Regions from separate parts of the Homo sapiens genome. Here regions 1, 3 and 4 are each linked to region 2. Evidence: chromatin contacts called from ENCODE Hi-C or POLR2A ChIA-PET data. All regions are on one chromosome and are shown on one strand. The core of a region is the stretch at or near the end of the contact, and the rest is flanking DNA. Distances in the headings are between cores, read along the strand shown. Region 1 holds the start of RNF181 (ring finger protein 181). Region 2 overlaps POLR1A (RNA polymerase I subunit A). Region 3 holds the start of GNLY (granulysin). Region 4 overlaps ATOH8 (atonal bHLH transcription factor 8).

What was found. Hi-C counts contacts between places; a loop is a spot of excess contacts on that map. ChIA-PET counts read pairs that join two places held with the same protein, here RNA polymerase II (POLR2A). Pooled maps may share reads with other maps.
Region 1: a loop to region 2 is called in a pooled map, with 4 times the contacts of the local background. The contact joins the promoter of RNF181 here to the enhancer-like site in region 2. A Hi-C loop is called at or near these places in 5 of 50 pooled maps. POLR2A ChIA-PET finds 5 or more read pairs at or near these places in 2 of 52 experiments (AG04449 and naive thymus-derived CD8-positive, alpha-beta T cell).
Region 3: a map of natural killer cell shows a loop between it and region 2 (3-fold over the local background). The contact joins the promoter of GNLY here to the enhancer-like site in region 2. A Hi-C loop is called at or near these places in 3 of 168 maps with a recorded cell type or tissue (endothelial cell of hepatic sinusoid, naive thymus-derived CD4-positive, alpha-beta T cell and natural killer cell), 2 of 37 single-sample maps with no recorded cell type and 7 of 50 pooled maps.
Region 4: a map of endothelial cell of umbilical vein shows a loop between it and region 2 (6-fold over the local background). The contact joins two enhancer-like sites. A Hi-C loop is called at or near these places in 1 of 168 maps with a recorded cell type or tissue (endothelial cell of umbilical vein) and 4 of 50 pooled maps. POLR2A ChIA-PET finds 5 or more read pairs at or near these places in 1 of 52 experiments (AG04450).

What each region holds. Positions count from the first base shown.
Region 1 is chr2:85,593,892-85,596,994 of GRCh38, forward strand. It overlaps RNF181 (ring finger protein 181), which reads left to right and starts at 1,854. Exons shown (of 5, transcript NM_016494.4): 1 at 1,854-1,958; 2 at 2,628-2,758; 3 at 2,931-3,040. The coding sequence starts at 1,873. RefSeq lists a silencer at 1,746-1,885.
Region 2 is chr2:86,035,131-86,038,385 of GRCh38, forward strand. All of the region lies in intron 27 of POLR1A (RNA polymerase I subunit A), which reads right to left. Among named protein-coding and RNA genes, the nearest start is that of POLR1A, 69 kb to the right of the region's middle. RefSeq lists an enhancer at 789-848 and a silencer at 1,519-1,568. Within about 2 kb of position 1,446, at least 36 of the 41 ENCODE cell types and tissues checked have a DNase peak (open chromatin) inside an H3K27ac peak, as active enhancers do; they include natural killer cell, where a contact is called at or near this core.
Region 3 is chr2:85,692,915-85,695,929 of GRCh38, forward strand. GNLY (granulysin) reads left to right here and starts at 1,444. Exons shown (of 5, transcript NM_006433.5): 1 at 1,444-1,556; 2 at 2,406-2,509. The coding sequence starts at 1,505.
Region 4 is chr2:85,770,858-85,774,183 of GRCh38, forward strand. The region is part of intron 2 of ATOH8 (atonal bHLH transcription factor 8); the gene reads left to right. Among named protein-coding and RNA genes, the nearest start is that of MIR6071, 11 kb to the right of the region's middle. RefSeq lists an enhancer at 1-3,025. Within about 2 kb of position 1,639, at least 23 of the 41 ENCODE cell types and tissues checked have a DNase peak (open chromatin) inside an H3K27ac peak, as active enhancers do.

The DNA.
Region 1 (3,103 bases), core at 604-3,103, 440 kb before region 2:
GTATTTTTAGTAGAGACAAGGTTTCACCATGTTGGCCAAGCTGGTCTTGAACTCTTCACCTCAGGTGATCCACCTGCCTCGGCCTTCCGAAGTGCTAGAATTGCAGGCATGAGCCACCGCGCCTGGCCCAAAAAATTTTTCATAAGGCTCTCACCTTCAGATAAATGGTTTCCCCTCTGAACACTTCCCACTCCTCAATTTCTCTTTCCACATTCTATCTACCTCAAGCTTTACATCAGACTGCAGATGGGGGAAGTGACAGCAAGAGATGGGGACCTTAAAGCACTCCTTGGTATTCCCATCTCCCTCCCTCCCTTCCTTCCTTTTTCGACGGGGTCTCTCCTGTGTCTTCTCTCCCTCCCTCTTTCGACGGGGTCTATGTTGCCGAGGCTGGTCTCGAACTCCTGGGCTCAAGCAATTCTCTTGCCTTTAGTGCTGGGATTGCAGGCGTGAGCCACCATGTCCAGCCTGAATTCAGGCTTTTCAAAGCTACAGGGCCATATAGGCCAGGGAGGCAGTGCCTTCAGGGCCATAGCAAAGATCATTGGGCAAAGGCATGGAAGAAGGAAATAAAGCCACACCAAGACTGTGGAAACAGGGCAGCCTCTGCCTGGGCTACTTAGCTGCAGTTCAAACTCAGGTGTGAGTGGCAAGGGGAATTCAGGGTCAAGTGTGTAAAATAAGCAGTTCCTTGCTGGGTAAAGTGAGCGCTACTGACAGAAACCAGAATAAGCCTGAGTTGTGTGGAGCTTCACCCCTTACAGAGCGTGTTAGTTTTACTGAGCGCATTAGCGTCTTCCTCTCTTGGGAAAGATGGAGGAAAGCACTTGGCCCTGCAGCTGGTCTGCAACACCACTTACAGACTGCAAATTTGGGCAAGCCACTTCTGAGGTAAAAAGGGCATAATGACGCTTAGCTCCTGGGTCTATTGAGGGGATGATCGAGCGTGTAAAACATACATCAGACTAACAGTTCTAGATGCTAAATAGTACCTATCATCCAAATCATTGAGTGCAGTGGTTCTTAAACCTGCTTCACCTGCATAATTTATACAAGTGCCATTGCCCAGGCCCCACCACAGATCAGTTAAATCAGAATCTTCGAAGGTATCAGACACGGGTGTTTCTAAAGCTCCTCCGCGCCCATTCTCTCCTCTGGGAATTCATGTGTAGCCAGGAATGAAAAGGTCTTAGTACAAGCCAGCAGTTTTACAGAAGCTAGGGATAGCAACGGGCTGAAGGTAACAGTCCCATGAGCTGGTTGAGGCCCCAGGTTCTCCGGCAAAGAGATCTCTCTCAGTTGGGGAGGCTTGCCCCACCCTTTATTATTATGCCTAACACATAAGAAATGCGCAGGAATCAAACGCAAACTGGTGAACCAACTAGAGGGCCGCGGGGGCAGAAGTGTCCGGCGGGGATCCGGACAGCGCATCCGGAAGCGCCATGGGCCAACGCTCGCAGGAACCTGAACCCCTGGGCCAGCGCCGCCTTTGCTCGCAGAGGCCTCTAGCATCTGTACTGTCGAAGCCCTCTGAGCTTCAGGGCAGACTGAAGAGCCTTACACACCAGACACTTGGACGCGATCGCGCCAGAAATCCCCGGGAATTCAGTCTTGGCTCCGACTCCAAAACAAATGATTCCTCACCAGCCAGATCTCCATCATTGGCGTTAGTCTCTGGTCACCTGACTTGTTCAAGCCAATGAGAGGGGGCCGAATTAGTACTTCCGCTTTCCGTGCTGTTTAACGAGCCACTATGCCCGTCCCTCGGATACTCTGATTGGCCAGCCTCTCTCAGCTCGTCAGTTTATTGGCCAGCGCCGCTAGGCCGCTATCGAGCAGGGTCCGAGGGCTGTGTCAGAAGGCTGGGCAGCCATGGCGTCCTATTTCGATGAACACGACTGCGAGCCGTCGGACCCTGAGCAGGAGACGCGAACCAACATGCTGCTGGAGCTCGCAAGGTGGGTGCGCGGGGCTTGGGGATAGGGTCCAACCAGCAGGTTTCTGGGCTGGGGCTGGCTGGAGAAGGCGGATTACCAGGGGCAGCGGATTCTGGGGAGGACAGATGAGTAATCTGGAGTGTTAGTACGGGCGGCGAGACTGAGGGGTGTGGGGATGAGCATCTCGATAATTTGGGCCGTCCGTTGGGCCGGCCTGGGGCAAGGGGATTGCGGGAAAGATTGGAGCTGGAGAGTGGTGGGCGTGGGGGCGGAAGGACAGCAGGCTCTGGGAGGTCTCAGAGAAGGTGAGGCATGGGGGCGGGGTTGGGGCCGTGTGCTGTGAGTGGGTATATTCATCAGTAACAGCAGGCACTGCTGTTACTGGACCTGGAATCTGGCTTGGTCTTGGAATCTGGGCTCTACCAGGTTATTCAGCGTAGCCTGAGTAACTTCTCTGAATCTGTTGCCTCATGTGTAAAATGGGAATAAACACTTTACGTGCTGGGGCGGTCTGATAGCAGTTGTAAACTATTTCCCATCGTGCTTTTTATCTAGTGAGCATCTACTAACTACTAAGGGTAGCTATTATTCCTACTAGCTGGGCAGCGTGTTTATTAATGTCCAGTGGATTATGGGGACAAAGAAAAAGCATAGTTTTCCTTTGTTCTGACTTTACATCCCCTTCCCCAGGTCACTTTTCAATAGGATGGACTTTGAAGACTTGGGGTTGGTAGTAGATTGGGACCACCACCTGCCTCCACCAGCTGCCAAGACTGTGGTTGAGAACCTCCCCAGGACAGTCATCAGAGGCTCTCAGGCTGGTGAGGACACTGATTCTTTCTGCTATTTGGGCCAGACCCACCCCTTCCCCAAGCCAGACTGTGGTCTGGTCCTTCAGTTTTCCAGGTCAGGTGGGGGCAAGTGTCCTTCAGGAGTGGGAGCTTGGGAGGCAGAGCCTGTAGCAGCTCTCCTGATCAGCACTCCTTCCTAAAGAGCTCAAGTGCCCCGTGTGTCTTTTGGAATTTGAGGAGGAGGAGACTGCCATTGAGATGCCTTGCCATCACCTTTTCCATTCCAGCTGCATTCTGCCCTGGCTAAGCAAGGTACTGCTTCTCTTCTTCTAGCTCTCACCGTGCCCTGGGCCCAGTACTCAAGCTTCTTTCTGT
Region 2 (3,255 bases), core at 196-2,695:
AAAGTGCTGGAATTACAAGGGTAAGCCACTGCACCCAGACCCCAATATTATTTTTTAACTTTTTAAAGGTGTACGTGGTTTGCCCTTGGCAGAAAAAAAAGCCCCCTCATCCATTAATCCAGAGAAGAGCTTGTTTACCAGGCACTGGGGACAGGAACAGGATAGCCAGATGAGAGAAGGCCGGGCTTGACTTTAGAAAGATACAATCCCACTGGAAAGAGGGGGTGGGAGAGATGTTTCTGTAAGGACAGGTTCAGGTTAAAGTCCTGACCTGCCACAGACTGGAGAGGAGGGCCTTGATCTCATCTGCAACATGGGATCACTCTCACTCTGCACCCGAGGCTACTGTGCAGAGCAGAGGAGATGGAATGAGGCGGAGTGGGGGTGCGGGGCTCAGCTGCTGCCACACACAGGGCTGCTTCCCTCAGCTGGGCGCCCCAGCCTGTCTCAACTTGTGGCAATGTCACGGCTCTGATGCTTTTGCCCCCAGCATTTCACATCTGGCCTCAACTCTAACTGCCCATCTGCTCCCTCCACCCTGTGCACCCTTTGGGCCTTTGCTTGAGCGGCTCACTCTGCCAGTAACTTCCCTGGCCAATATCTACCTACTGAAGCTGTACTCATCCTTCAAGGCCAGGCCTCAGCAGCTGTAACTCCTCCAAGAAGCCCTCCCTGATTCCCCCAGTTGGGGATGCCTTCTGCCTTCCCTGCCTCTTTTGGTGACCAGGACTTGTGGAGAACGTAGGAGGGAAGGAGGTGAGAAGGCAGAATGAATGGCTGGTGAGTAAGTGGTAGGCATGTGACCAGTGTGCCAGTTTTCCTGGAGGTGCAATTTGCCCTTCTATGGTTTTGCCAAGAGCAGGGGAACTAACGGCCCACAGTGACTGCCTTCTCAAGGTTGTGCAGCTCACCTGAATGTAGCAACAGAAAGGGAACAGGAGGGGCAGGGGCAGAGAAGCCTCCCGTCCCACGTAAATAATTACAAACAGAGCACATGACCCCTGGCGGTTTCTGAACGCGCCTGGCAACAGCTCCACCACCTGCTGTTTGGAAAGTCAGATTCACAGAAGCTACAATTACAGACTGTCAGCTGGGTCTTTTCATGGCTGGGGACCGGAGGCCAAAACTTACAGCCCCTAACTCCTAGCTCAGTGCTCTTTCCACTTCATCTCCCCTGCCACCTGCCAGACAATTTACACAAACAGCCCATGTGATGGGTGCCAGTGCAGAGATCTGGGGGGCCTTCTACGCTTGTATATCTCTACCTAGGGAACCATCTGTCTCGTGCTGTTTTTCTCCAGGCTCTGTCAAGGGTCTCATGACTCCACAGCTGGGAGAAGGGAGGGTGGGGGCAAAGAGAAAGAAAAAGAGGGTGGCAGAGAGGAAGGAAGGGGGAGGGATGGGAGAAAGGAAGGAGAAAAAGCTTCTTGGGGGTTGGCTGCTCTTTTGAAAGTGCACTCACACTTCCTCCCATTTCCTGTGGGCGGCCAGAGGCCTGAACACAGCTGCTCTGCTGCCTGGGGCCTGACAAAGGGAGTCCAGACCGCACCCAGCTCATCCACTGCCCCATCTTTTAGCTCTGCCTAACCCCTCAGCCCCATTCTGCTGAGTCCTTGAGGCCACCTCCACCAAAAGCTACTGCGCATGGCTTTATTTATCACAGATTTTCAAGTTCACAAGCAAAACACAGGGAGGAGTTGAAAAAGTACTTCACGGCTGGGAACAAGCCAGGGCTGTCCCTCATCAGGAAGAAGTCTTAAAAAGTGATTTCCTATTTTCAATTCCATGAGGTAATATAAGTAAAAAGAACCCCAGCATGGGCTGGCGCCAGCCTCATGCCGACCTACCTGCTGGGCTGGCCTGGGCCTCCTGTGAACAGAACTGGGGCAAAACATCTAACTCCGTCCACCCTTAGTTATTCTCTAGAGGCCATGAAATCTGAATTCCCATTTCCCAGAAAACCACTGCCAGGCCAGCACAAACGCCCCCTGCACTTGGTAGTTATGTTCCTCGCTGTTAATTAAGGAGCTGGCAGGCGGGTGCACACAGCACTCCCCTGCCACTCTGCCCAGTGCCCAGATAGCACAGAGGACCACTCGACAGAAGGAATGTTCTCAGCCCAGGCTGGCACCAACGCAGGTGCTCCTGAGGCCCAGCCAACAACAACTTCACCCAGGGCTCGTGAACTGGGGCAGGAAGCACCTGGCCAGTGACCCCCGTCCAAAGGACTGAGTTCACATCCAAGCTCCTCCACCCCAAGACCCACCATCCCAAATGCCACCTGCACAGAGGGCTGGCTCGAGGCCAGGCCCCATAAGGTGAGAGGGCAGAGGGCTGAGGGCAGAAAAGTCGTACTGTGTTGCCCACGCCTGCCCCCGTGACTCAGCGACGAATGGGCATGGCTCAGTATGTGTTTGTGGGATGGCTGAGTGCAGGGAGCTTTCTGCTTCTGCTCTGTCATTGCTTCTCTATCTGAGCAGCTCCCAGAAGACCAAGAACTGGTCTAGATTAGAGGCAGTGGTCAGTGGCCTGTGGCCAGATCCTGCAACAGATGAGAACCATCTGGGCCTTACTGGGCTTTTAAAAACACATGAATTAGTTGCTGATGTTTAAAAGTCAGGAGACCTCAATTATATAAAAGCAAAGGCAAGTAAACAAGTGACCCAAGAAAGAAAAAAACGTAGGGGGTGGGAAGCTTGTTTTCTTTCTTTTTAAATCAAAAGATGTGGCCCCCCGGGCCTCCATTCCTGCATAGTAACAGGTGCCCCTTGAGACAGGTTCCACACTCTTCAGTCTGCCGGGGGCCTCCAAGCCTGCTTCACTGGCCTGTCACCTGCTGGGCTATGCAGCCTTTTTGTGTTCACACTTCACCGTCTAGGGTTAGCTGGTGAGTCAAAAATGCTTCGTGGGCTCTTCCAGTCTTGCCCCAGTCCCCAAAAAGCCCATCCTCCTGCTCCCCGGAACTCAGCATTGTGGCCTCTGCTTTTCAAATATCTAACAGTAACTTGAACTTGAGACAAAAGTTCCTTTTCCCTACTGGACAGGAACTCGGGACAGGAACTCGAATTTCTCTGGAGGCAATCCTGGTTATAGAATGGAGATCTAACAGCAGCGTGCCACCCGCACATTGTTCATTATTCACAGAATCTAAATGCATCAGGAACCACATTATACTGCCTGCAGTAACACCCTAGCAAACATTAACAGCATGTGCTGCTCCGACACCACAGAAGCACCGCTTTGATGGTGCTCCCT
Region 3 (3,015 bases), core at 194-2,693, 340 kb before region 2:
CTGGGAGGATCGCTTGAGTCCAGGAGTTCGAGACCAGCCTGGACAACATATGGAGACCCATCTCTACCAAAAATTTTAAAATCAGCAGGGGTGGTAGTGGCAAGCACCTGTGGTCTCATCTACTTGGGAGGCTGAGGTGGGGGGATTGTTGGAGCCTGGGCGGTTGAGGCTGCAGTGATCTGTGATTGCACCACTGCACTCTAGCCTGAGGTACAGAGCAAGAACTTGTATCAGAAAAAAAAAAAAAAAGTCCTGCGGTAGCTGACACTGCCATTGCCTATACGATTCCCATTCCCTCATCCTCCCTAGCAGGATATCAATTTTGTTCGAAGTGTCAATGAAGGCCAGGTGCGGTGGCTGATGCCTGTAATCCTAACACTTTGGGAGGCCGAGGCAGGCGGATCACCTGAGGTCAGGAGTTCAAGACCAGCCTGGCCAACATGGTGAAACCCTGTCTCTACTAAAAACACACAAATTAGCAGGGCATGGTGGCGTGCACCTGTAATCCCAGCTACTCAGGAGGCTGAGACAGGAGAATCACTTGAACCCGGAGGTGGAGGTTGCAATCAGCCAAGATCACACCACTGCACTTCAGCTTGGGTGACAAGAGTGAAACTCTGTCTCAAAAAAGAAAAACAAAACAAAAACAAACAACAACAACAAAAAGCAAAGTGTCAGTGAAGGTCCAGCAAAAGACTCCCTTCCTATTGCCCTTTGCAGCCAGGGTCATCATGTGACACAGTTCAGATCAATGAGATGGAGGCTGAGGGTCCCTGGGAAAGATGTTTTTCCTATACAGGTACCACCTCTTTCAGCTTCACTCTTTCCATTTTCCACGTGAACAGGCCTTGTAGCCTGGAGGAGCTACAGCTGCCTTTTTGAGATGCTGAGGCACCCTGTCTGAAGAAGGCCCTCACATCACTCAACTTGACTACTGGGTGAGCCCTTGGAGAGGCTTCCCAGCCTCTGCTCTTCAAGCCGAAGTACCACAGGGGACACGAGTCCCAGAGTTACAGGACCCCAGCTATGGTTCATGTGTAAAGGGAACCATTAGGCAACCAGGGGAAATGATGAAGAAGATCTACATTTACAAATGTGGAAAGATGTTCGTGGTATATTGTTAAATTAAAAAGCTGTTTAAAAATAGTTTTTGGGTCAAGTGAGATGACTCACTTATACTTTTAGTATAAGTATGTCCCATGCAATATCTGGAACGTACTTGTACTAAGGGGTTTCTCCCTCCATCGGCACATCCCAGGCATCCTGGCAGCTGCTGGCCTCCAGCAACCCCACATTCTAGTTGTGTGGGAGTGGGGTGTGGCATGGACCCTGTGGGCTACCACTGCCCTGAGCTGCTTCTTCACACACTGGTATTTGTATCTGTGGTAAACCCAGTGACACGGGGGAGATGACATACAAAAAGGGCAGGACCTGAGAAAGATTAAGCTGCAGGCTCCCTGCCCATAAAACAGGGTGTGAAAGGCATCTCAGCGGCTGCCCCACCATGGCTACCTGGGCCCTCCTGCTCCTTGCAGCCATGCTCCTGGGCAACCCAGGTAAGGCCTTCCCCTCGGGATCGATCCTGATGGCCCACCCAGCCTCGCACTCTCAGGCTGGCTGAACCTGGAGCTTGGACTCTGTGGGCACCCAGGTGCCCCTGCCTCCCCCCGGCCTTCTCCCCCGTCATGGAGGCCTGGCCTCCCCTCAGAGCCAGGCTTAGTCCAGTGTGCTGCCCAGCCTGTCACTGGCCTGGCCAAGGAGGAGAGACAGGCCAGGGATTCTGGTCCTAACTCTACTGGCCACACTGTGTGGCCTGAGACCCCCCTTTCCCTCCCAAGCCCCTGCCTCCGCATCTGCGTGGTGAAGGCCATTGGCCCTCATCGGTGGATCTGCGTTTCCTCGGGCCTACACTGTCTAGGATTGTGCGGGGCTGGTGAGAGAACAAGATCTCTTCTGTGTTCAAGGCAGACTTCCTGCCCCCTGCACCCTGCTCTCTCCCAGGCCTTGAGGTCAGTGTGAGCCCCAAGGGCAAGAACACTTCTGGAAGGGAGAGTGGATTTGGCTGGGCCATCTGGATGGAAGGTAAAAAAAGAAAATCCCTTGAAAGGAGATTGAGGGAAGTTTCTAGACAAACCGACCCCCAAATCTGTGTTGCTGGGGGAACAGAGGAGAAGAGAGAGTCTCGCCCTCCTGGCTTTCTAGAAGGAACGTGAGAACACGTGTTTGTGCTGAGAGTGGGTCAGAGCGGCTCCAGGGCAAAGCATGTGGACAGGTATCCTGGCCCCCTGCAAGGCCCAGCTCCTGTCCTAGGCCCTGGTCACCTCCTGGACTCCCACCAGCCAGGAGAACGGGCTTTCCCTCTCCTTCCGCCTGCGGAGGGGAAGCTGAAGTCTGGTCTTCCTCAGGTCTGGTCTTCTCTCGTCTGAGCCCTGAGTACTACGACCTGGCAAGAGCCCACCTGCGTGATGAGGAGAAATCCTGCCCGTGCCTGGCCCAGGAGGGCCCCCAGGTACGTGTTGGCTCTCTGCTCACCTGCCACAGTCCCTCTCCTTTCCCTCCTCCCTGGTGGCTCCTGGGGTGAGGTCTGGAGCTCTCTAATGGTCAGGAGGTGGGAGTGGAGGCTGGGCTGTTTCTGACGATGCTGGTTTTGTTGAATTCATGTCTGGCCAGGAGGGCTACAGGTATCTGGCAGACTCCTCCAGGAGGATCCTCTGGGGTCTCACCCTCCAAGGAGCCTGGGGCTGCAGAACCCAAATAGGCAGACTCCCCTGGGAGTTCCTCAATAGGAGAGGGGCAAGTGCAGGGCTGGGAAAGTACTGGGGGTGTGGGAGGCTGTTTCTGGGGTGTCTCAGAGCCTCTAAGACAAGCAAAAGGGTGGGCAGGGGCCAGGCAGCCAGTTCAGGCCTTCAGTGTATCCACGCTCTGGGAAGAGATCACGGACATTCCTGCCGGCCTCAGAAACACAAAGGGCCCCTTTCCTGGGCACTTTCACGCGCTCCCAGAGTGTCTGAGAGA
Region 4 (3,326 bases), core at 389-2,888, 260 kb before region 2:
TCCCCAACACACTGAGAATGAATGAAAACTCAGGATCTCTGACCTAGGGAGAAAAACCAGCTCTTCCTGCTCAGAAGGTCTCTGAGACGTGGGAAGTCCCCTCTGATGCCCTAACTGACCACACTGGGGAATGCAGAGAACCCCCTGGGGCACCTCTGAGCCAAGATTCCCCTCTGGAAGCCCCTGTGGAGGCTCAGTGGCTCTCGGGACGCTGGAGAAGGGGTGTCTGTGTAGGGTGGGGGCTAACCCCAGAGAACGCTGTGGTTCTTTCTGGTGCTCTGTAGTGCTATCATTTAAGGCACAGGAACGCACGCTATGGCGGCCCTCAGCAAAACTGTGAAGTAGGCAAAGTGCAGAGTTCTGGGGCTGGAGACCTGGATTTGAGTCCTGGCACTGTCACTCTCGCTCTGTGGCCTTGGGCATGTTATTTGACCTCTCTGATCCCCAGTCCTCTCATCTGTAAAGTGAAAGCACACAAATCTGCCTTGCTGCCTTGCTGAAAGGATTAAACAAGACCCCATATGAGAAAGGGCTGGTGTTCCCGGTGAGTGCCAGAGAGGAAATCTCATGAATTTATAGCTACAAGGTAACAACTTAATTGGAACCCCGGGAAGGAACAGCTCAGAAAAGGGCAGTGCCAGGGTGGATGAATGACCGACCAGCCAAAAGGCAGATGGGGAAGGACCAACCTTTCTGAGTGAGAGATTCTTTCCCCTCTAGCACTTCAGCTCAAACCCCTGGTCCTGCACCCTTAGCATAGGGTGCAGCCTGCAGCCCATCCAGAAATCCTCGGATGTCAAAGTAGAGGGAGTCATACCAAGAAACATGCATAACATGTGGTCATATAATAATGCTAATCGGCACTGCAGCAGACCACTGCCACCACCAAGCACATCAACCATGTGGTGAGTGCCATTGTGTCCCCTTATGGGCATCCCACTCACATTATCTCTACCCCGTGTTATACTAACCCCAAAGTTGGGACCACTTCCCTCATTGCACAGATGGAAGACTGAGGCCAGGAGAAGGGCGTAACTTGCCTGGGGCCACATGGCCAGGAAGTGGCAGAGCTCAGTTTCCAACCTGTTTTATCTCTTTGGTTCTGAGTTCTGAGCTCTTCAGTCCTGAGGCCAGCCCGCTGCCTGAAGCTCGCACACTGCCCAGCACAGTGGCCTGTGCCCAGGAGGCCCCCAGCAAGTGCCTGGTGCCGTCCCTTGCCCAGAGCAACAGCTCTTATGTAAGCAGCCCGGCTGCAGCGCAGTGCAGGCTCCATTTAGCTGTGGGGAGCCAAGAGCCTGCTGGTGGTGGCCCTGGTGGTAGCGAGGGGTGGGTTGGGCAGGGAGGTGTCATCAGCTGCGGGCACCCCCAGCTTTGTGCCGCCGGCGAGGACTGACACCAGGTTAAGTCGCCTGGCGGCCTTTGGCTGCAGCTGGGAGCGCGCCTGGTTCCCATTCGGGCGCTGTGGTTTTGATTAGCTGTTCTGCGAGGCGGGCCTGCTGGTGAGTCCATGGGAGCTCCGCTGGAACAGAGGGTCCCCCGCCCGGCCGCCGCGGCCCCCCCTCCTGGCAGCCCCAGACTCCAGATGTTCCGAGCGCTCGCTGGGAAGGCCTGCTGGCGCCACGGAGGGCAGAGGGCAGGGAAAGCACGCGAGCTGGAAGCCCAAGCACTCAGTCACCACAGGCCTTGGCAGCCCGCCCGGCCCTCTGCTGGCACATTCCCCAGCTCTCCCCTGGCCATCTGTTCCCAAAAAACCCTTTCAGAGCCTCATCATCACTCAGGATACAACAGCGCGAGCAGCTGGTTTGGAGGCAGCAGGGAAAACCGTGCAAAAGGTTCTTTGTGAGAGAGGAAACTCGCTTATGAATAACAGGACTGGACGCCGTAAAAGTTGGCGGCTGGAATTCTTGTTTCTCAGGCGCCGCTGTTTTCTCTTGACTTTTTATCTCTGGTTTTTATTTTTTTCCCGTTTTCTTTTAATGTTGTTTCTTCCTCTTCTCACATCAGTTGTGACTTTTCTTCCTCCTCTGCGAGCCCGAAGGCCACCTCATTAGTGCTCCTGACACTGCGGAACTTTTCTTTCTCAAGGCTGTTGTCACTGGGGATGGTTGAAAGTGACTATTTTCCTAAGAAAACAGCTGGAGGGGACATGGGAGCAAGAAGGTGCTTGGGAGCGCATCTCAGTGTTGAGGCTCAAAACAGGCAGCGCCATGGCAGAGTCATTCCGCCGTCACCCTGAATAAACCCCATGCACACAGACGAGAACAATGTCTCCTCAGAGGGAGGGTCTGGGAGACCGGACACCATGCAGAGACCCCCATCAGCTCATCAGAGAGCTTCACGGAGATGTTCTGGGAGGACAATCACATTCATAAATACGCCGGTGCCTCGGCTCTGCCGCTGACTGCAGCATGACATGAAGCCTTTTTTAAGAACTGGCTGCTGCCGCCAAAGCCTTCTGGGATATGTCTGCCTGGAACCTGGGCACCTCCTGGGAGCAGTCACTGGGTGGCCTGTCAGGGGCTGTGGGGTCCTGGGGCAGGGCCGGCAACTGGAAGCCAGCCCTGGGGAGGAAAGGAGAGAAGGGCAAGGCTGGGCTGCTTTCCTCACAGCCCCTGGACACTGAGGGAGGAGCTGAGTTGGGCCTGGGGCTGCCATGTGTCAGACAGTGGTGATGTGATGGGGGGACACAGGTCAGTGGCAGGGTACTGGGAGTTTCCCCTTTCCTTTCTCAGTTCTTTGCACCCATTTTCCATGGGCTGCCTCCCCAGATCCAGAAGCCCCAGCAGCCCCTCACCCCAGCAGTGGAAAAAGCCCGTCATTGACACGGCTGTGGGTGGCCGGCTTTGCAAAAGCCTCACATTTGGGGCTTTGGAGGGCTTTTTGCATTTCATCTTTACACAGGCTCCTGCACCTCATTCCTCTTGCCCTCCTCTCAGCTTTCCTCCCACTTCCAGTTAGAGAGATGGCAGCTCTGGCAGGACCAAATATTGATGTTTATCACAGTTTTAGGGCCATTTGTCTCACCATCTGAAGGGCTCAGCGCAGGCCCACGGGATCCTCTCTCCTTGAGTGACCTCTGGGGGCAGGTATCTGGTTTGGATGCTGGAGCTGGTCCCTACTCTTCCCTTGGGGGCCGTGCGGCCGGGTGCTCAAGTGTTTTAACCTCAGGACCCTGATTAGTTATCATGAAGCTACCCCACCAGCTCCTGGGTCTGTTCATGGATTAGTGGCATAAAGGACGTAATATTGTTTTGCAAAATCTGCTCTCCCTCCCATGTCTCCTGCCCAAGAAGTTGGTCTTCGTGGGGCCAAAGGCAAGGAGGACC